Linked DNA regions of Homo sapiens: regions 1, 2, 3, 4 and 6 are each linked to region 5. Evidence: chromatin contacts called from ENCODE Hi-C or POLR2A ChIA-PET data. All regions are on one chromosome and are shown on one strand. The core of a region is the stretch at or near the end of the contact, and the rest is flanking DNA. Distances in the headings are between cores, read along the strand shown.

Region 1 (3,079 bases), core at 1-2,500, 1.0 Mb after region 5:
TCTGATAATTAGTCCTTGCTGTCGCTCCAGGGCAGAAATGCTTGACACCTGGCCTCTAGGCCATCTGTGCTGGAGGACGCTGCCCCGCACCCGCCCCCTTGAAGTTCTCTGATGACCGCAACTTACCTGGCCGGGATGCTCTGGCCGGGCAGCTCTTCGTGCCAGCCCAAGACCTTTGGGGAAGAGAAGAAAACAAAACAAAACAAAACAACTTACCACCTTGGCCCAGTCCAAGAACAAGTGAAAACACCCAGGCTGCCCAGAGGAACGAGGCGGGACCTCGCCGGTCGTTTTGCAGGCAGACAAATGCAGCGGTAAAAAAAGCCAGGGCCGAGCCGCACATAATGCAAAACAGCCCGCCCCGCGCCCGCCGCCTGACTGCCTTCCGGACGCGGGCTCGCGCCTCCCGGGCGCACCTCGGGGCCCGCGGGCCGAGTGTCGCTAGGACGTTTTCCGCAGGCCTAGCAGGCGGACCCCGCGGCTCGGAGCAAGCGGTGCAGGTAAGCGGGCCCGGGCACCGCTCGGCATCTCAGGGCCCCTGCGGCCCTCCCGGCTCGGCACGGCGGGTCCCGCGGTCTCCGCGAGAAGCACCTCCTTCGACGGCCAAGGGCCCCGGCGGCGACTGGAGAGAGGGCTCTGCAAGGGCTCCGCAGCCTGCTCCGGGACAAAGAAAAGAGCTTTTGTTTCTCTCCAGCCGGTGGGGCTTCTGCTGCATAAATCAGCTTAGCGAAGAGCCAAACACAATCAAACCCAAACAAAGCCCGAAGCTGGGGGGGAAACCACCCTAATGTACATTCACTGGGTGATGCTGGATCTGTGGGAGGGGACGCCGGCGAGGTCGAGGGGAAAAAAGTCTGTGGCGCATCAATCAGCGCAGTTGCTTCCACAGGTGGGCAGGGAGGCCAACACCATTAGTTGCAGCTTTGCAGCCCCGTCTGCGGAGCAGCGGGCAAAGACAAGTCGGCAGCGTCCTGGCTGGCAAGGGAGGAAGCTCGGGATGCCAGCAACAGGGGGAGGCGGCTCTGGGAGCGCCCTAGAAGCACCCGCCGACACCCGCAGGCACAGAGCGAGGCATCGCCGCTCCCTCCCTGGCGGGGAGTGGGGCCTGCGGCTGCGAGCGCAGGAGGGGAGGTTCCGCGAGGTGCCGGAGCCCGGCTTCGCGGGGCGGGGGCTGCGTGCCCTTGTCCTTTTCGCCTCAGTGCGCGGCTCAGGCGTCCCGCAGTCCAGAGCCCGAGTTGCTGGCGCGCTCTGGGGTGCACACGGCTAGGATGCGAGAGAGGCGAGGCCGGCGATGGGCGGGAGAGGGGTGGTCCTGCTCTGGCCCCCCGGGGGGCTCCAGACCTGCGGGTAGCCGGGTGCACTCAGGGCAGAGAGTTGCTAGGAAACCTCCCCACGCTACCGGAGCGCCTCGCCTCGGCTGCCCGCAGGCGCGGCTGCAGCCCGGGCAGGAGCAGCAGTAACAGCTCGGAGCAGCGTGGGCGGGACATTGGTGAGGCATGAAGTCACCGCGGCCCACACTCGCTCTTTGTTTTGCTCACTCCAGCTCTTTCTTTTCCCCCTTGGCTCTGATAGTTGCCATTCCCATCGTTCACAAGAACTCCTGAAGCGTAGCCGCGCAACAGGAATGGCACGCCTCGTTCCCTTCTCCCTCCTCCCCCGAATCCTTGCACCCCAACGCTCGCGGGGGTGGTGGGAGACTCGCTCAGCGCCAGCGGCAGCTGCGAGCAAACCCCAATCTCTCACCCCCGCGCTGCTCGCCGCTTTGTTCGGAGATACTCACTGCCCCGCAGCTGCTGCATACAAAGTGGAGTCAAGGGACCTCCCCTGCCCCCAACGCCCTCTACTCAGCACTTTGCTTGCAGTTAGGAGCTCGTCCTCTACCCCACCACAAGGCTGCCCCGGTGTCCCTAGCCTTTGGAGAGTTGGACCAGTCTGCAGGGGCTGTTCCCGGAGCGACTGGCCGAGATTTCTCGCTGCTCCTTCTCTGCTCAAAACCTTAACCCTGGACTGGACAGCCCTGTTTTTCCCCAGCGTCTGGTGGTGGCTCTGGGCTTTTGCAAGTTACAGTGGGTCTTTTGATCTTAAGCGTCACCTTCCCAGTAAACGGAACAAAAAGTTACAGACAGCAGCAAAGCGGGGAGAGGGGAGCTAAGGAGAGAAAGTGGAAGGCACTTCTGCCTGCTTGCAGCTCAGAAATTTAGGTGCAAGTAGGGTGCGGGTGTTATGCTGGGCAACTGCCCGGAAGCAGCGCGCCTCCTCGGGTCCTGTCATTACCACGCTAAGTCGAGGGAGGGAACTCAGTCCCCCGCATTGGAAACAAGGCAGTGTTTCCAGTTTAACACGGTGATGGTTCTCTTTTCCCTCTAGGGGCAGGAGCGATTCCCATTCGAGGAGTTTGACCTCTCATTTTAATACAACACCCGCCTCTTAGAGGCAGCAGACCAGTCCAGCCAGGTCAAGGTGAAATATGCGGGAGTTTCCCCCCTTCTTATTTAATAGTTTCCGTCTCCTTATTTGTAGTTAAAAAAAAAAAAAAAAAAAAAGTAGGAGGCGCGGTCTCTCTCTTTCTTTCTGTTGACTGAGTGAATGGAAAGTACCTGGTTAATAAACCACAACATCGAAACTCCCCCTTTCAGGTGTGGACCGCACAACGGGGTGCACAGGATTAGTTAAGCAAAGCAGGAACCCAGCTGGAAAATTAAACGAGCCCTGGATCTGCAAAGCAGGTCCCTTCGCGAGACCAAAGCCGTGATCCCAACCTTAGCAACATAATTCTACTGGAGGTGATGTACTCTAAATAAATAGAAATAAATCCAGCTCCGCTTTAATATTTATTTCCTTTCCTTAGTTCCAAGTTTGAACAGTTATAGTTTTGTTTTTTGGTTGTCTTAAAGGAAAGGCCTAAAAATTAGTTAGGATGGGTGTGAGGACTTGAAAATTTGAACACAAAAATATCATATTCAATATCTGATTAGTGACTCTTCCATTGGGCAGCCTGGGTATTTTCCAGGGGTTATGTCACAGACCTACTGAATGCAGCCACCCTTGAGACATGCAGTGCTTCAATCAAAAAAAAAAA
Region 2 (2,932 bases), core at 426-2,925, 1.1 Mb after region 5:
GTGGGCTTAATTAGCCATGGCTTTCTGGTCCTGCTGCTTCTTCTGTCTCCTGTGGCTGCTAACGCTGGGTGAAATTACTCACATTTGCAGACACTTCTGTGATCACATATTCACTCACTCAACCAATATGGCAAGTGCTGATTTAGTGGGCCAGAACAGAAATTAAAGAGCTAATGTCTGCTTTAGTAGCGCTTCTGTAGTATTTCTTTTTTCCTTCCTGTAATCATTTAACACATTTTATGATAGTAAATTGCATGCTATATCTGGCTCTGGCTTTCAACCAAAACCAAGAAAGAATACGTACCTGTGTTTATGCACTAGATATTCTAAGAAAGAAACAGAAAATAAACTCGTTAGCAAAGAGAGATGAAGAAAATATCTCTGAGGAGGTGGTATCTAATGTGACAAGGAAAGATGAGAAGCAGAAAATAATGAAAAACAGACTGGAAGGATGGTTACCAGAGACTGGGAAGGATAGTGGGAGAGAGAGGGAGGTGGAGATGGTTAATGGTTACAAAAATAATAGAAAGAATGAATAAGGCCTAGTATTTGATAGCACAACAGGGTGACTCTAGTCAATAATAATTTATTTGTACATTTAAAAATAATTTAAAAAGTATAATTGGATATTTGTAACACAAAGTATAAATGCCTGAGGGGATGGATACCCCATTTAACTCTGATATTGTTATACATTGCATGCCTATATCAAAACATCTCATGTACCTCCCAAAATATACACATATCATGTACCCACGAAAATTAAAAATAAAACATTTTAAATAATAAAATAAAATCATAGAAAAAGCTAGTCAAGAAAGCCCAGGCAAAGAAAATGGAAGGATTGCCATTAGAAGTAGAAGGAATAGAAGGAGGTGGGTTTAGTGACTCAATATAGATTAAGAAGAACAAAAAACTCATTTGCAGAGCCAATAATGAATCAAGTTTTCAGAGATCTAATCCTGTGATTTCTGTTATACTTTTCTGTTTCCACAACAGTAGAATGAGAATAAAATGTACTGAAGAGCCATGAGGAGGTAAAGGAAAAAAAAATACTCAAATTTTAGCAGGTTTTTGAGATCTCATGAGACAAATTTTATTTCCAGAGAATTAATAACTCTATAGGATAATATAGTAAGGAAAAAAATTTTAGGATACACAACCTATACTTATAAAAACATGCTATTTTCCAGCAGTAAATTGAGGCACTGGGGATGTTGAATGTGTTTTTAAAAGTATTTTGAAATTTCAATTAAAAAGTTTTATTGAAAATGTTATTCATGACAGTGCTCCACTTAATGTTTCAGAAAAGTCATTGCTGATGTCAATATCTATGGAAAATGTGACATAATTTTTGTTTCAGGTCAAGGACTGCAGAAATAAATTTTTACTAATGATTACTTCCTCATTTTAATGAGGTACTTTTTTAGTATTGTTACTCTAAGGTGGTGACACCTCATTACTTGGCAAATTTACATGGTTTTCAGATTTCTGATTTATAGAAAGAAGACCGTGTGAAGCCCTAATTCACTCAGTTTCATTATGTATACAACTGATTAAAAAATAAGTCATGAGGGAACCACTAACAATGTGACTGAAACTTTGTGGTTATCTGCTAGACTGTTGAACTAATCCAACACACACACACGGAAGTTACGTTCTCTCTAAGACTGTTATGGCAGAGCAACTTCCAGCTGCTTATCCAAGTTCTATGCCGTGTAGCCTGGGCGTGGGCGTAGCTGTCACATGAACGCTTCAGGGGATCTGTCAGCATGGGAAGGACAAGAAGGTAATGGGCTTAGGATTCCTGTTCCATGCCCATGCTTGACGAAAGCTTGTTTAGAATATTCTTCTAGGATTCTTAAAAGAACATTGGAATGTCCCTGCGTTATTCCTCAATGTTGGCTGTGCTTCTCTGCTGGGGAAGGGGCTTATCACATGCGACCAAAGAGGAGCACTGTCTAAGCATCATTAGTTTCATCTCTTTTTTTTTCTTTTTGCGGGGGCACGTCTCCAATCTCATTCTTTCTCTGCTGTCTAATTCTCTATATTCTTGCTTCTCAAGGGGAGGGTCATGAACCAGCAGCATCACCTAGGAGCTTGTTAGACATGTGGAATTTCAAGCCCCCGCCACCAGACTTGCTGAATCCAAATCTGCATTTTAACAAAGAAGCCTTACACGCACATTGAACTTTGAATCTCTCCTCTACATTCACACATGCACAGGTTTCCCCTATCTGGCAAGGCTATCATCATACCTTGCCCCTGTTTCCTTGCTCTAATTATATTTTTCCTTTCTGTTATGGCCTGACTTACATGTGCTGCTTCAGATATTCCCTCCAGAACGCTCTGCAATCTGGCTTCATTTCTACCTGTAGTAGCACATGTAAGAGTCATTGCCCCTCAGCATCCTTTCTCCTTACCTCCCTGGGGATCTACCCCTCCTCCCTTTTCAGACCAGGGGCTGCATACCCTTCCCCCAGGCTACTGCGTATAACCACATTAAGTCAAATACTGCATAACATTCCTTCTGACCATGGTGATTGGTGCCCACAATGAGATTGTTTTGTGACCACTTAGAGCTAATGAGAAGTAATCAGAATTGATTGGGACTTCTGGAGAGTAAGAGTTCTTACTTTTCTTACTGTGGGGTTTCAGGATGACAGGATATAAATGCTAGGGTTTCTCCTGCAATCAGTCCTGCCTTTAGACCCAGGCAGAAGTGGCTTCTGCTCTGGACCCAGGGTTATGGTTTTCCTCTAGCTCTACTTCTTCACACTGGTCAGGGAATCTGAAAGGCCATGAGGGTTTACCACCCAGAACCCATGATATCCCCTTCTTCAGGAACCCAAGACTCTGAAATTCTCTGTCCAATGTACTCCAGTCTTGCTCCCAAAAAATTCCTTGGGCTGTCTCTCAAGGTGTGTCTTGC
Region 3 (3,239 bases), core at 521-3,020, 1.0 Mb before region 5:
TCTGCAGTGTGTTACTAGCATCCATTCTGGTATCTTCTCTTACTTCTTCATTATGTCATCTTTCCCTTCACTAGCATGACATATTTTCAGTGCCCAGTGAGTTCTGTGTGATACCACCTTTGTGTTTTTCTCATGTCTTTCTCTCTTTTTTTTTTTCTTTTTTGAGACGGAGTCTCACTCTGTCGCGCAGTGGCGCAATCTTGGCTCACTGCAAGCTCCGCCTGCCGGGTTCACGCCATTCTCCTGCCTCAGCCTCCCGAGTAGCTGGAACTACAGGCGCCCACCACCACGACCGGCTAATTTTTGTATTTTTAGTAGAGACGGGGTTTCACCTTGTTAGCCAGGATGGTCTCGATTTCCTGACCTCGTGATCCGCCCGCCTCAGCCTCCCAACGTGCTGGGATTACAGGCGTGAGCCACCGCGCCCGGCCTCATGTCTTTCTTCCTTACTTGAAGGACACCTACCCTCCTTCTGCCTGGTTGAATCTTCCCCACTCACCCTTAAGGTGCAGTTTAAACTTCCTTCCTTTCGTGGATTTAGCTTTGCCCATCCCAGGCCAGAAGCATTTCTCTCTCCTGTGGCCTGAAGTGGTCTTACCTACACTTACTTGGCAATTAGCAAGAGTACAAGTGCAATATCTTTGTTTTTCTGGATGTTTGTCTACTCCTAGGTTAAGTCTTACCTTCCTTAAGGGCAGAGGTCACAGTTCGTTCCTCCTTTTTTGTTACATGGCATGTTTTTATACATATTTGCCAAGCACCTACCATGTGAGTGGCTGAGGGCACAATGGTAAACCAACTCTGGACCCTGACCTCCTACGATTCTTGTCATTTTTTAAAAATGTGAATAAGCTTATTCAACTTTTGTAAGTCTTAGACAAAGATGGGGATCCCAGCGCCCCACTGATGAGAAGTCAACACCCTGGCTGGCCCTTGTTGAAGACAGATTGAGCTGAGATGTGAACATTCACACTCCCTGGCGTTTAAGGCACTGCTGGAATAGTTTCACTCTCAATGATCCAGAATTCCTGCCTCCTGGAAGGGTGTAAACAATGATTCACACCACGGCAGGCCTTTACAGTTCACCAAGCACATTCATCACAGCAGCGGGCTTTCAGGGAAGGTCAGGTTCTGACATGCTAACAGAGATTCACCTTCAGGTCACCAGACTTGCAGCTACTCTGCTCAACACCTATCATAACCAACAAAAGTTTTCTCCCTTCGTCCTTTAAGGATGCGTGTGCCAAGAAGGGTCGGCGCAAAGCAATTTTGCCTCATGGTGTTTGCCTTGTAGCGTGTCTATTTTGAAGTTCCTTGGCCAAAACAGTTCCCAGGAGTAAAGATTACGATGAGGGGCCAGGCTGTGCAAAACGCGCGGGAGGGCGGACGACTCTCCAGCACACTTGGTTGAAGTCCAAGTCAACCCCTGGCTATTCGAAGAAGTGAAGCAGGACTTTTCAGCCTAAGGGGTAGGGGGACAGGGACAGGACAGAAGAGCGGGTTTGCCGGAGATTCTGGGAATTCTGCACCTGTGGATGAGCCGGTGCCCAAGGTGCCCTCTTCCTCCCGGGTCCCGAGTGGGAGATCCGAGGGGGACAGGTCCCAGGCAGCTTTCGCAGGCGAAAGGGCGGGGCGGGGCGGGGCCCGCGCACCTGGGCGGGGAGGGGAGGAGAGAGGAGGGGAGGGGAGGCGCGCGGGGCTGAGCCTCGCGGGGGCCGCGGCGCGCGCCAATGGGCAGCGGCTGGCAGCGCGCCCCGCGCCCGAGCCGCAGTCGCGCCCTCTCGCTTCCTGGCGAAGGCGCGGACGGCGCGCGGAGGCGAGCGCGGTGGAGAGGAGCCCCCGGCGCCGCAGCGCCGTCAGGGCATGAGGATGGCCGTGGGCTCCGTCAAGATGCAGCCGCCGTGCGAGAGCCCGGCCCTGGCCGCCGCGGCGGCGGTGGTGGCGGCAGACGGCCCCCTGCGCCGCAGCCCCAGCGCCCGGGAGCCCGAGCGCGAGCAGCCGCCGGCGTCGCTGCGGCCGCGGCTGAGGGACCTGCCCGCGCTGCTGCGGAGCGGGCTCACGCTGCGGAGGAAGCGGAGCGCCGCTGGGGGCCGGGTGAGTGGCCCGGCCCTGTCCGAGTGGGCACGGGCGGCGCGCACGTGGAGCCCGCGCCCACCCCCCGGGCCGCTGAGGGGGGCGTCTGGAAGTTGGGGAGGTGGCGGAAGGGACGCCCTTCTGCCGGACTCGGCTGAAGAGGGGCCCGGGACGGCGGGTTTTGAGGTGCCACCCCCTGAGCGACGGCTTCCCCCGCCCCCACACCTCCCCCCCACCAGGCTGCACCTGACTTAACCCCAGGGCCCCCAGATTCAGGCTGCGGGACCGGGCATCGGCTGAAGACGAGCTGTTTGCCTCTTCTCGGAGGGGAAGCTGCAGGTGTCCAGCGTCCAACAGCCAGCCAGCCCTGTCCCAACCGCAAGCTTCAGGCCCCACGAGCGGCATCCCTGTTTGCAGGACGCATGCGACGTGTGTGCTTGTTTTGGAGGTGCTGTTGCAAGCTCTGGGCATCGAGACTGGTTTTGGTGGTCTCCACCGCCGAGGGGCAGACCCAGGAGTCGGAAGCTCTTGGGTGAGCTTCCAGTTCCTGGGTTCCGGTGTCTCCAGCACTTAATACTCCTGGACACCCTCTTGAGCAGGAGGGTGCACGCCCCCAAGAACCTTCAATATTGACTTCCTGATGGTGTGTTCAGATACGATTTCCTGGTGAAGGAGTGTCCCTCATTGAGTTCTAAGTGCATCTAATGACCTGAGCAGGTCAGGCATGTTTTGTATTTTTAAGAGAAGCAGGAAGGTCTGCTGATTGTCTCCTGGGATCTTTAAGAAGCCACCTAGGAGGCCCCGCCAGGGCCTCAGGACACAGAGCTGACTTACTCAGATTTCCCTGCTCACCAGGGTTTGGCGGCACCTTTGGTGGGTTCTACTCATCTTTTAAAAATTTATTATTAAGTGGTCTTTAATGAGAAGCTGCATCAATGTGGTTTTTCTTTCCCGTTTGGCTGTAATTTTTAAAATGCAGTCTTGTCTGACTTAAAACAAGACCTTGCTGGGAGACTTCTAGCTCTTTCAGAGATGGGTTTGTGTAAACTTGAGAGTGAGGGATAACCACTTGTTTTCATGCGCCCTCCTTTGGGTAGGGAAGGGTCTGAACTGATGTCGGTCTTCAGCTTCTCGAGGCTGCATCTCTCTTTTCCTAGGCATTTTCC
Region 4 (3,007 bases), core at 38-2,537, 1.1 Mb before region 5:
CTGAGCCTACAGAAAATGTTCAGAAAAAATTTACTGATGGAGGGTTGTCAATAAATGGCTTTTGGATTAGATTCTACTTATTTTTCTAAAATCTCAAGTGTTTAAAAATTGGACTTGAGCTTGAACTTGCTTTTATTTTCGTTTTGACACTCACCAGCTTCGTGCTGTCCCTCCAGCTTTTCTCTGTGGTTTGTTTGTGCCTGGTGCTTCTGTTTGAGCTGCTTGACCTTGCCTTATGGTTACACTTTCCACCTCCTTTCCTGCTGTGTCTAACAGGCTCGTTTTCTTCCAGACATTCAAGGTTGAGTGGGTGCAGGTGGGCAGGCAGGTGATTCTTTCTTGAATGGTTCATTGGCCATTCACATTGGTGTGTTGCTTGATTTTAATCACAATTGATTAACCTTCACTTGTTTCGGTAAATCTGGCCAGATCTATCTGGGACTAGAACTCTGGAACTATGTTAACCACATGTGGCTATTTACATTGACCTGAGTTAAAATTAAATAAAATTTAAAATTCAGTTCCTCGGTCACACTAGTCACATTTCAAGTACTTCTGGCCACATGTGGCTAGTAGCTACTCCACTGGACAGCATAGATTTAGAATCTTTCCACCATTGTAGAATGATTTGGGCTGAGAATATTGAATAAATTAACAAATTCTAGGGCAAAACTGAGCAGTATAAAAATAAATTTTGATAAAGGACTCTTATTTTGACTATTTATTATTCCTTGTAATATTAGCAGAATTCCCAAGGATAAAATTACATTGTAGAACTTATTATATAATCATTTGTTTAAGTATCTATGACTTCTAACAAATCTATGTGCTCTTCGAGCATAAGGAACATTTTATCTTTCCGTCTCTGGACTTGGAGTTGTGTCTGGCATAGAAAGGGCTCAAAAACATTTAGAGAATAAATACATAAGTGCTTAGAAACCTCATTTAATTTTCTTTATTGCAAACTATAGCTATTAGTCTCACATATTATCTTCTGAGATGTACCAATTTTTTTTTACCTATTCTTACTAGTCTTAATGTATTTTTTGAGAATATGAAAGAAAGGAAACATTCAAGAATTACATACAAATCTGTTTAAATGAAAATATGAGAAATCTATGGTGAAGACCTAGAAGGAAAAGCCCTCTATGGGGCCCATGTGGGATCAGCAGAGTCATGACTCTGGGGGCGATGTGACACTCATTTGCCTTTCTTGTGGAGTTGGCGGGAGACAGCATGGGGCATCATGACTTGATGGCCACAGGTGTCCTATCCTTCCCAAGGAAGGCGGTACAGACACGGAAAGCCGGCTTCCTGTCCCCTTCCTGTCCCTGGAGGGGCCCTCTGCCAGAACCCTGGGATGCTTATCTGGGCTCTGCAGATCTTTGGAATGAGGTCATCCAGGAAGTTGAATCCCTTTGATGCAATTATCTCTGCATCCTTGGCCTTTTGTTCTCATGGAGAGTAACCGGTGACCCTTGTGCTTCTTACGTGGTTAGAACAGCTGTTGTGAGGTGGGTGCCAGATGCACATCCCTGGGTGGCTGGACACATCCTTCCCAGCTGTCAGGATGGGTCCAATGGATGTAGGTGCCTCCCTGCTCCCGCCATAACACTGTTGTGAACCTGCAAAGGAGTTGAGAGGACAAAGGAGAACGTGATCGGTGGTGGATGATCTTACACACATACGTATACACACATGTTCATCATGACAAAGCCCAGCAGTTTTGTTCTTTAATTCATCTCAGTTGACAACCAGTTATACCAGTTCAAGGACTCATTCTTTCCTGAATGAGTAGTGGTGGGTAGCTTTTTGGAATAGCACAGTCCTAAATCTGTCTATCCTTTCACATCTTCCAATATACGCTTCCTAATTGTATAGGTATACTTTGCAATCTTTCCTGCCCAATAGAAGTTCTCCTATGTGGCAGGCCCAAATATCCACAATTTGGGTCCCCTTTCCTACATAGATCTCCTCTCCTTAAAACTGGTTTGGCCTAACCTGTCTTTGTGCTTTTGTGAGCAGGAAAATCCTCTCTCCCTGGGGTTACAATGAGTCATTATGTGGAGGGGGTGGAAGGGCTTGAAATAGTAAGTTGGGGGAAGGTGTCCTGTGGCTGTTACAATTTGGGTCCCCTTTCCTACATAGATCTCCTCTCCTTGAAACTGGTTTGGCCTAACCTGTCTTTGTGCTTTTGTGAGCAGGAAAATCCTCTCTCCCTGGGGTTACAATGAGTCATTATGTGGAGGGGGTGGAAGGGCTTGAAATAGTAAGTTGGGGGAAGGTGTCCTGTGGCTGTTACAGAAGTCTGGTCAAATTACCAGGTTCTCTGTCTTTTGGGGTGCAATGAATGGGAGCTTGCGAAGTTTGCTTTTTGATTTTGGGTTTTGTTTTGTTTTTTTTTGGTGAAATAACTCATTTAGGTTCTGTTAGATTCTGGGATTCTCTTTCTTCTCATTCTTCCCCCTGTGTTTTTCTATTTTTCATTTTCCAGTTGATTACTGAAATGTCCTATGAGCAGTCAGGCCGCATTTGCTGGCAGGAACGGCAGAGCTGAAGGGCTGAGTATTTTTCTACCTGAGGTTGAGCTCATGAAGCAACTGGCAGTTCTTTGCTGTCAGGGAGTTATGAGAGCATTTCTCTAACAAGAGACGAGGCTGCTATTGTACATGTGTGTGCTTTAATATTGCTTACCTATGTAATCCGTAGTGGATCATGGTACACATTTGCTGTTTTTTTGGCTACCTAGTGTCCGTTCTCCTTTCTTCTGGGTAGTAATTTCTCAATTTTCATTCAGGTATTGTACTAGTCAAGGTTTAGGAAGGAAACAGACGGCAAATCACATAGTTTAATGAAGGGGCTCATTACAGAGATATGGGTAGAATGAAGACTGTCCATTTGTTCAGGCTGCTATCACAAAATACCATAAACTGGGTAGCCTGTAAACAATGGAATTTATTTTTCCTTAGAGACAGAGTCTCACTCTGTTGCCCAGGCTGGAGTCAGT
Region 5 (2,844 bases), core at 50-2,549:
AGCTCTATCTTATTTCTTTGTTCAAAAAGAGTTAAGCAGATGTGATTTCTCCCTTTGTTGAACTTGCAGTTTAGCAGGGAAGTCATATATAAAATATTAATTATGCAAATAACTATTTAAGTGGGCTTGTACTAGATACTTTAAAGAAGAATACAGATGCATATGAGAGAAGACCTAACCCGGCCCACCTATAGAAGTACACCTAAGCCAAAACTTTGAGAGAGGTTTGCCATGTATAGGCAGGGCAGAGTGGCTCATGCCTGTAATCCCAGCACTTTGGGAGGCCGAGGCTGGCAGATCATTTGAGGTCAGGAGTTTGAGACAAACTTGGTCAACATAGTGAAATCCCATCTCTACTAAAAATACAAAAGTTAGCTGGGCATGACGGCAGGCACCTGTAATCCCAGCTACTCAGGAGGCCAAGGCAGAAGAATCACTTGAACCTAGGAGGCGGAGGTTGCAGTGAGCCGAAATTGCATCACTGCCTCACTGCACTCCAGCCTGGGTGACAGAGCGAGACTCCATCTCCAAAAAAAAAAAAAAAAAAGAGAGAGAGACTGAGGTTTGCCATGTATGTTTGTGCAGGTTGGGCACTGCACAACTCCAAGGGCATTTTTACATTGTGGTCTACGTGAATGGTGCTCCTGGGACTCTTGCAGCACACAATCTATAAAGCTGAATATGGTAGCCTTGCTTACTAATGGGTAGGAATTAGATACAGAATGTTAAGCAGATGTGTGTGTGTGTAGATGATGGTGGTGGTGGTGACAGGTTGAGAAAGTAGATAGGCATTCCAAGTAGAGGGAACAGCATATTACAAGACCCTCAGGTGGGAAGGTACTTTCTTTTCTTTGTTACCTGACATGCGGGCAATTATTCAGACTTTCACAACCCCAAATGTTTTATTGGTAAAACTGGGGAAAACAAGTTTCATGGCTACTTAACTTGCATTGTCATTGTGAAGCATTGAAGCTATGTAAGGAAGCACAGTGCTCAGCATAGTGCTCAGTCTCTGTGTTTCCTTCTTTCTATTTCCTAGAAGCAAGGTGAATTTGGGGTCACCAACGTGACACTTAATAAATAGCAGGTACTTGATTCACACCTCTATCATTAACACTCAAAAGTTCTAGGACTATTAGTGATTGCTAAATAAGGTTTGCTTTCCAGGCAGCTAGTGCAAGAAAGGAAGGCAGGTTTGGACAAAATTATCAAGTTACCTTAGCTGTGTGGTGACCAAAAAGGGAACTGAAATTATGACATTGTCCCTCCCACCGCACAGTCCACACCCTTCTCACCCACACCCATCTGATCTTATCTCCTGCCCAATCTGACATTTTGCTCTTTCAGGAAGCAAGTTATGCTGTTCTTTTCTTATGCCTCCAGTCTATTTTTTCAACACTTTAATTTTATGTTATTGTGGTAAAATATACAGAACATGAAGTTCACCATGTAAATCATTTTTAAGTATACGATTCAGTACTTTTAAGTATGTTCACAATGCTGTGTGACTGTCACCACTATCCATTTCCAGAACACGTTCATTATCCCAAACAGAACTCTATAACTATCAAACAACAACTTCATTCTTCTTCCCGCCAATGCCTGGAAACCTCTATTCTGTTTTCTGTCTCTGTGAATTTGCCTATTCTAGATACTGCAAATAAGTGGGATCATAGGTTTATTTCACTTAGCATAATGTCCTCAAGGTTCATCCATGTTGTAGCATGTCAGAATTTTCTTCCTTTTTATGGCTGAATAGTATTCCATTGTATGTATGTGTGACATTTTGTTTACCGCACTTTCTTTTGTACAATTATCTTATTGCAGTGCTATTGTTTTTGTATGTATTGTGTGAGCACCTGATGGCAGATGTGTAGGCAGAAGTTCTAAAGCGGCCCCCAGTGAAGTCCCTCCCGAGTCCCTGGGACTTCAGAATGTGCTATCATGCTTGAGATTATGTTTTGTTACAGAGGGAGACCAGCCTGGATTAGCCTGGTGGGCCCAATGTAATAACATACATCTTTAAAAATGGAGTTTTCTCTGGCTGATGACAATAGAGGCAGTCAGGTTTGAAGCACGATAGTCATTTGGCACTATTACTGCTTAAAGATTGAGGAGCCATGGGAAAAGGAATGTGAGTGGCTTCAAAGAGCTGAGGCAGGTCCCAGATCTCAGATGGAAAGCACTTCAGTCCTGTAACTGTAGGGTACTCTGTCATAACCTGAATGGGTTTGGAAGTGGATTTCTCCTCAGAGCCTACACTTAAGTTCCCAGCCCGGCTGACACCTGAATACTGGCCATGGGTGACCCTGAGCAGAAATTCCTGCCACACCAGGTTGTTCTCTGGTATACTGAGTGGGGAGGTAATAAATGCGTGTTGGTTTAAGTTGCGAGATTTGTGGGTGATTTGTTACTCAACAACAGAAAAGGACGACAGCGAGGACCCCATCTTTTCATGTTTGTGTTTAGCCCACTGCCTGGAACTGACTAACTTCCCAACAAACACTAACCAAGTAATCGATTGAAGGAGGCAGGAAGAAGGGATGATGGGTGGAAGAGAAAAGGAAGAACAAATGAAGAAAGAATGGATGAGGCGGCAGGATGGCTTGAGACTAGCCTAGCCCTAGAGATAGGGAGACCCTGTCTCTACAAAAAATGAAAAAAAAAAAAAAAATTAGCCAGGTGTGGTGTCATATGCCTGTAGTTGCAGCTACTAGAGAGGCTGAGGTGGGAGGATCGCTTGAGCCCAGAAGCTCCAGGTTGCAGTGAGCTATGATTGCACCACAGCACACCAGCCTGGGTAACAGAGCAAGACCCGGTCTCTAAAAAACAAAACAAAACAAA
Region 6 (3,174 bases), core at 383-2,882, 1.2 Mb after region 5:
ATATGTAAGTAGTGAAAGTATGTAAGACATGCGTAGGGACAATGTATGACTATTTCAGAAGAGTGGCCACATTTAGTAGAAGAAGCAGATGGTAGTGAGGCATTAGCCGTTTTTATAATGTTTCTGTTTTTGTTTTCTAAAGGGGCTTTAAACCATATGTAGCAAAGTATTAATATGTGTTTAGGTATTTTTGTACATGAGTACTTGCATTAACAGTAGTATATCCCATACTTTTCTACACGTTTGTTTTATCTAAATAAAAGTGAATTAAAAATTAAAGCCTTAACCCACTTTTTCTGCTAAAAGCTTCCTCATCAGGCAGAATCTCAAATCATTCACAGCTAATATTTACATTTAGTAGTTGAGAAATATTTTTCCATCTGGCATTGAGGTAAGGATGCTATTTTTAAGACAATACATTATTGTGTATTACTATTTTATAAAAGATAACACATATGCCATGAAGATAGTATGCAAGGGACTGAGAAACTTTGAAAGTGCCACAGTTTTCCTCTAAAACATTAAAATTGCACAAAAATTCTATAAATGAATTACTTCCCTTACAGAAAGGTATGTTGTCAAATAATTTTGAAAGTAGGATCAGAAAACTGGCTTCTAGCTCAGTTCTGCTAGTAATAGTTTAAGCATGGGCAAGGTGGTTAACTTTTCTGGTTCTTCACTTTATTTGTAAAATGAAGATATTCTTTCTAGCTCTGAGTCCTCTCAGTAGGTGGTAGAGTGGCGGAGTGTAAAGGAAGTAGGTTCAGAAGTCAGACTGGGGCATGTAAGAGCATTTACAGTCCCTATCTTACAGGGTGTTTATGAAAAATTTATAAAATAATAGAAACACGTCCTTAAAATAGTGCCTGGCAAATATAAAAGGGCTCAGCTTTTTTAATTGCTGTTTTAAAGTGTTGTGATTCAGTATACTCAGAACCATGCTAGGCTTGTGAAAGATTATAATACCAAATACATTGTTTTGGTTTATCACTTGTATATTTCCACTATTTTGTTACATCCCAGAATTGAAAGAGATACAATAAGTATAGTACATGAGATAATTACTAATCCATATAGTCTCTAAGAAGAGTGAGGTGGTGAGGTTCATCCTCAGTCTAGAAGAGGAGCTCAGGGATGAGACATGCCTGTGATGGGGCTTGGACTGAGTCTAAAAGGATTTAATGAGTAACGTGGAAAACTAGCTTAGTCTTAGTGGCCATTCTTACCTCAGTCTCTTCTCAGTTGTCAGTGCTAATTATTGCAATGAAATAACAAAGTCCTAAGTAATTTTTATCACTAACAAGGAGAGTTCTAGGTTATGGGAAGAATCTGACTTAATTCTTTACAACCTGGGGCATGGATTGATAATTTATTTCTTAAGCAGGAAGTTTATGTGCCAAAATTTGCATGCCTCTACTTAAAAGCATGAACTCTATTTCTTTCTAAAACTCAAATACTCTTTCCAAACAAGCTGTTTGTAATCTTCTTTGCCAGGCATCTCTCTGCACGCTCATCACTTTTCTCTTGCCCAATGAGGCAGTGCACTTGGTTTTGTGCTTCTTAGATTGAACCAGGAGGAGAATTCAGCTGTCACCAACAAAGAGGAAGTCAGCCTTGAGCAGAGGGTTACGTCACTGTCTAGAATTGTCAATGCCTTCCCCCTAGAGGAAAGGCAGCTTCTCTTAGAGAGCTAACCATTAAATTAGATCCTTTTAGAAATCAGGCTCTGGAAGAGTTTATTCAGAGTCTCTGGCTAACTAGGCAATGTGGTGAACTGCAATAAGCAAAGTTTCCCAGGCAGGTGGATCTAGGTTGGCTCTTCCTCCTTCAAGCTACTGAGATTATTGTGGCAAATTACTTACCTTCCCTGAGACTATTTTCTTATTTGTAAAATTGGAATAAAAATGAACCTACCTTATTGGGCTATTGCAAGGATTAACATGATAGTTCATGTATAGTATTTAGGAAACTAACCAATAAAATGAAAGTTACTTACGTGTGTGTTGCACATAATTTGGTATATCTATATTAGTTCCCATCCCTTTGCCCTTTCTTCTCTTTCCGAAAAGTAAATCAGTGTTTCAAAATAGTAGTATTGATGTTTTATATTTATTCTCTAGAAAGTATAAAGAGAAAATTCAATATAATCTCAAATATATTGAGATAGTGACTCTTCAAATTCAGTATAATCTTAAACAGTAGATATAAAACTCAAAATTCTATTTGATCAAGAGAGAGAAGACTACTATAAAGAGAATAGAATGGCACACAGTTTTCTTTTATATCAAGCCAGCTGTTTAGGTAGGTAATGGTGTTTGTTTCCCCAGTCCACATTGTTACCCACGTTAATTAACATTTTGTTTCTGTGAGGATCCCAACATGCCTTTGCTGATACCCTTGAACGTGACCTCCTAACATCTAAGGTTTTGTTGTGTTTCGTTTTGTAGTTGTGCATATTTCTCATGTTGTTTGATGTAAAAGGATTTTGAATGGAGATGGTACTTAATGAGTTAAGTGATCTCAGAAATCTGATTCAGAATCCAAATTGAGGTTTTTTTTTTCCTTTTTGGTCCCATACTAATCATTTTGTTCACCTGAGCTGACTCTCTAGTCACAAACTAATCAAGTCTTTGAAACGCTTTCATTTCCTCTTTTATGCTGTCTTTCACAAGGAAGCAGGAACAGAGTACTAGTTTTGACAGAAAGGAGCCACTGCTGCTTTTTACATCATGGTCCTCTGTGTATTCCCAGTGTGACACTGCTCTCAGAAGAGATGGCTAGAAAGCAGCTCCTGTGAGAGTGGCCCTGAATATCAGGTAACTTTTCCAGTGCTGAGGCATTTCTAGAACTCAGGTATTTTCTTCTGTTACCCTTGTGTGGATTAAAACACAGAATATTCAGACCCCTCCTGGAAATGACCATGATGAAACCATAGATAGCTAAGGAGAGCAAGGACATAATTGTGTGCTCTATAGTGTATTGATACCAGGTAAATCTAATGAGAAGAGATTCCATAAGTGATTCTCATTTTACCAATGTTTTCTTTTCTGTATATCTAGCTACCTTAATCATAGTAATGATAAAAGTTCATTAAACACTATATGCTAGGCATTTCTACTGTCTTAACATTCATAGTACCTACCTATGAGGTGTAGGTACTATAATCATATGCAC

The links. A loop is a pair of places that touch in the nucleus more often than their neighbours do. ChIA-PET counts read pairs that join two places held with the same protein, here RNA polymerase II (POLR2A). Pooled maps may share reads with other maps.
Region 1: a pooled map shows a loop between it and region 5 (9-fold over the local background). The contact joins the promoter of ITGB8 here to the enhancer-like site in region 5. A Hi-C loop is called at or near these places in 1 of 37 single-sample maps with no recorded cell type and 5 of 50 pooled maps. POLR2A ChIA-PET finds 5 or more read pairs at or near these places in 1 of 52 experiments (MCF 10A).
Region 2: a map with no recorded cell type shows a loop between it and region 5 (5-fold over the local background). The contact joins two enhancer-like sites. A Hi-C loop is called at or near these places in 2 of 37 single-sample maps with no recorded cell type and 4 of 50 pooled maps.
Region 3: a map with no recorded cell type shows a loop between it and region 5 (3-fold over the local background). The contact joins the promoter of RAPGEF5 here to the enhancer-like site in region 5. A Hi-C loop is called at or near these places in 5 of 37 single-sample maps with no recorded cell type and 3 of 50 pooled maps.
Region 4: a map with no recorded cell type shows a loop between it and region 5 (3-fold over the local background). The contact joins two enhancer-like sites. A Hi-C loop is called at or near these places in 19 of 37 single-sample maps with no recorded cell type and 8 of 50 pooled maps.
Region 6: a loop to region 5 is called in a map with no recorded cell type, with 11 times the contacts of the local background. The contact joins two enhancer-like sites. A Hi-C loop is called at or near these places in 2 of 37 single-sample maps with no recorded cell type and 5 of 50 pooled maps.

Annotation. Positions count from the first base shown.
Region 1 is chr7:20,329,071-20,332,149 of GRCh38, reverse strand. ITGB8 (integrin subunit beta 8) reads right to left here and starts at 1,250. Exons shown (of 14, transcript NM_002214.3): 1 at 217-1,250. The coding sequence starts at 343. It overlaps ITGB8-AS1 (ITGB8 antisense RNA 1), which reads left to right and starts at 388. Exons shown (of 3, transcript NR_110120.1): 1 at 388-500; 2 at 2,637-2,783. RefSeq lists silencers at 290-529, 1,000-1,389 and enhancers at 1,470-1,759, 1,860-1,929, 2,017-2,629.
Region 2 is chr7:20,237,599-20,240,530 of GRCh38, reverse strand. No RefSeq gene overlaps it. Among named protein-coding and RNA genes, the nearest start is that of GIRGL, 21 kb to the right of the region's middle. Within about 2 kb of position 1,675, at least 5 of the 41 ENCODE cell types and tissues checked have a DNase peak (open chromatin) inside an H3K27ac peak, as active enhancers do.
Region 3 is chr7:22,355,685-22,358,923 of GRCh38, reverse strand. It overlaps RAPGEF5 (Rap guanine nucleotide exchange factor 5), which reads left to right and starts at 1,770. Exons shown (of 26, transcript NM_012294.5): 1 at 1,770-2,094. The coding sequence starts at 1,864. RefSeq lists silencers at 1,625-2,014, 2,075-2,304 and an enhancer at 2,425-2,494.
Region 4 is chr7:22,432,536-22,435,542 of GRCh38, reverse strand. The region is part of intron 4 of STEAP1B (STEAP family member 1B); the gene reads left to right. Among named protein-coding and RNA genes, the nearest start is that of STEAP1B, 66 kb to the left of the region's middle. RefSeq lists a cis regulatory region at 1,364-1,381 and enhancers at 1,301-1,445, 1,219-1,513. Within about 2 kb of position 1,287, at least 8 of the 41 ENCODE cell types and tissues checked have a DNase peak (open chromatin) inside an H3K27ac peak, as active enhancers do.
Region 5 is chr7:21,353,951-21,356,794 of GRCh38, reverse strand. No RefSeq gene overlaps it. Among named protein-coding and RNA genes, the nearest start is that of SP4, 73 kb to the left of the region's middle. RefSeq lists an enhancer at 1,390-1,439. Within about 2 kb of position 1,299, at least 5 of the 41 ENCODE cell types and tissues checked have a DNase peak (open chromatin) inside an H3K27ac peak, as active enhancers do.
Region 6 is chr7:20,113,094-20,116,267 of GRCh38, reverse strand. The region is part of intron 1 of MACC1-OT1 (MACC1 3' UTR overlapping transcript 1); the gene reads left to right. LOC105375181 (a long non-coding RNA gene) reads right to left here. Exons shown (of 4, transcript NR_187885.1): 3 at 1,997-2,116. Among named protein-coding and RNA genes, the nearest start is that of MACC1-OT1, 26 kb to the left of the region's middle. Within about 2 kb of position 1,632, at least 2 of the 41 ENCODE cell types and tissues checked have a DNase peak (open chromatin) inside an H3K27ac peak, as active enhancers do.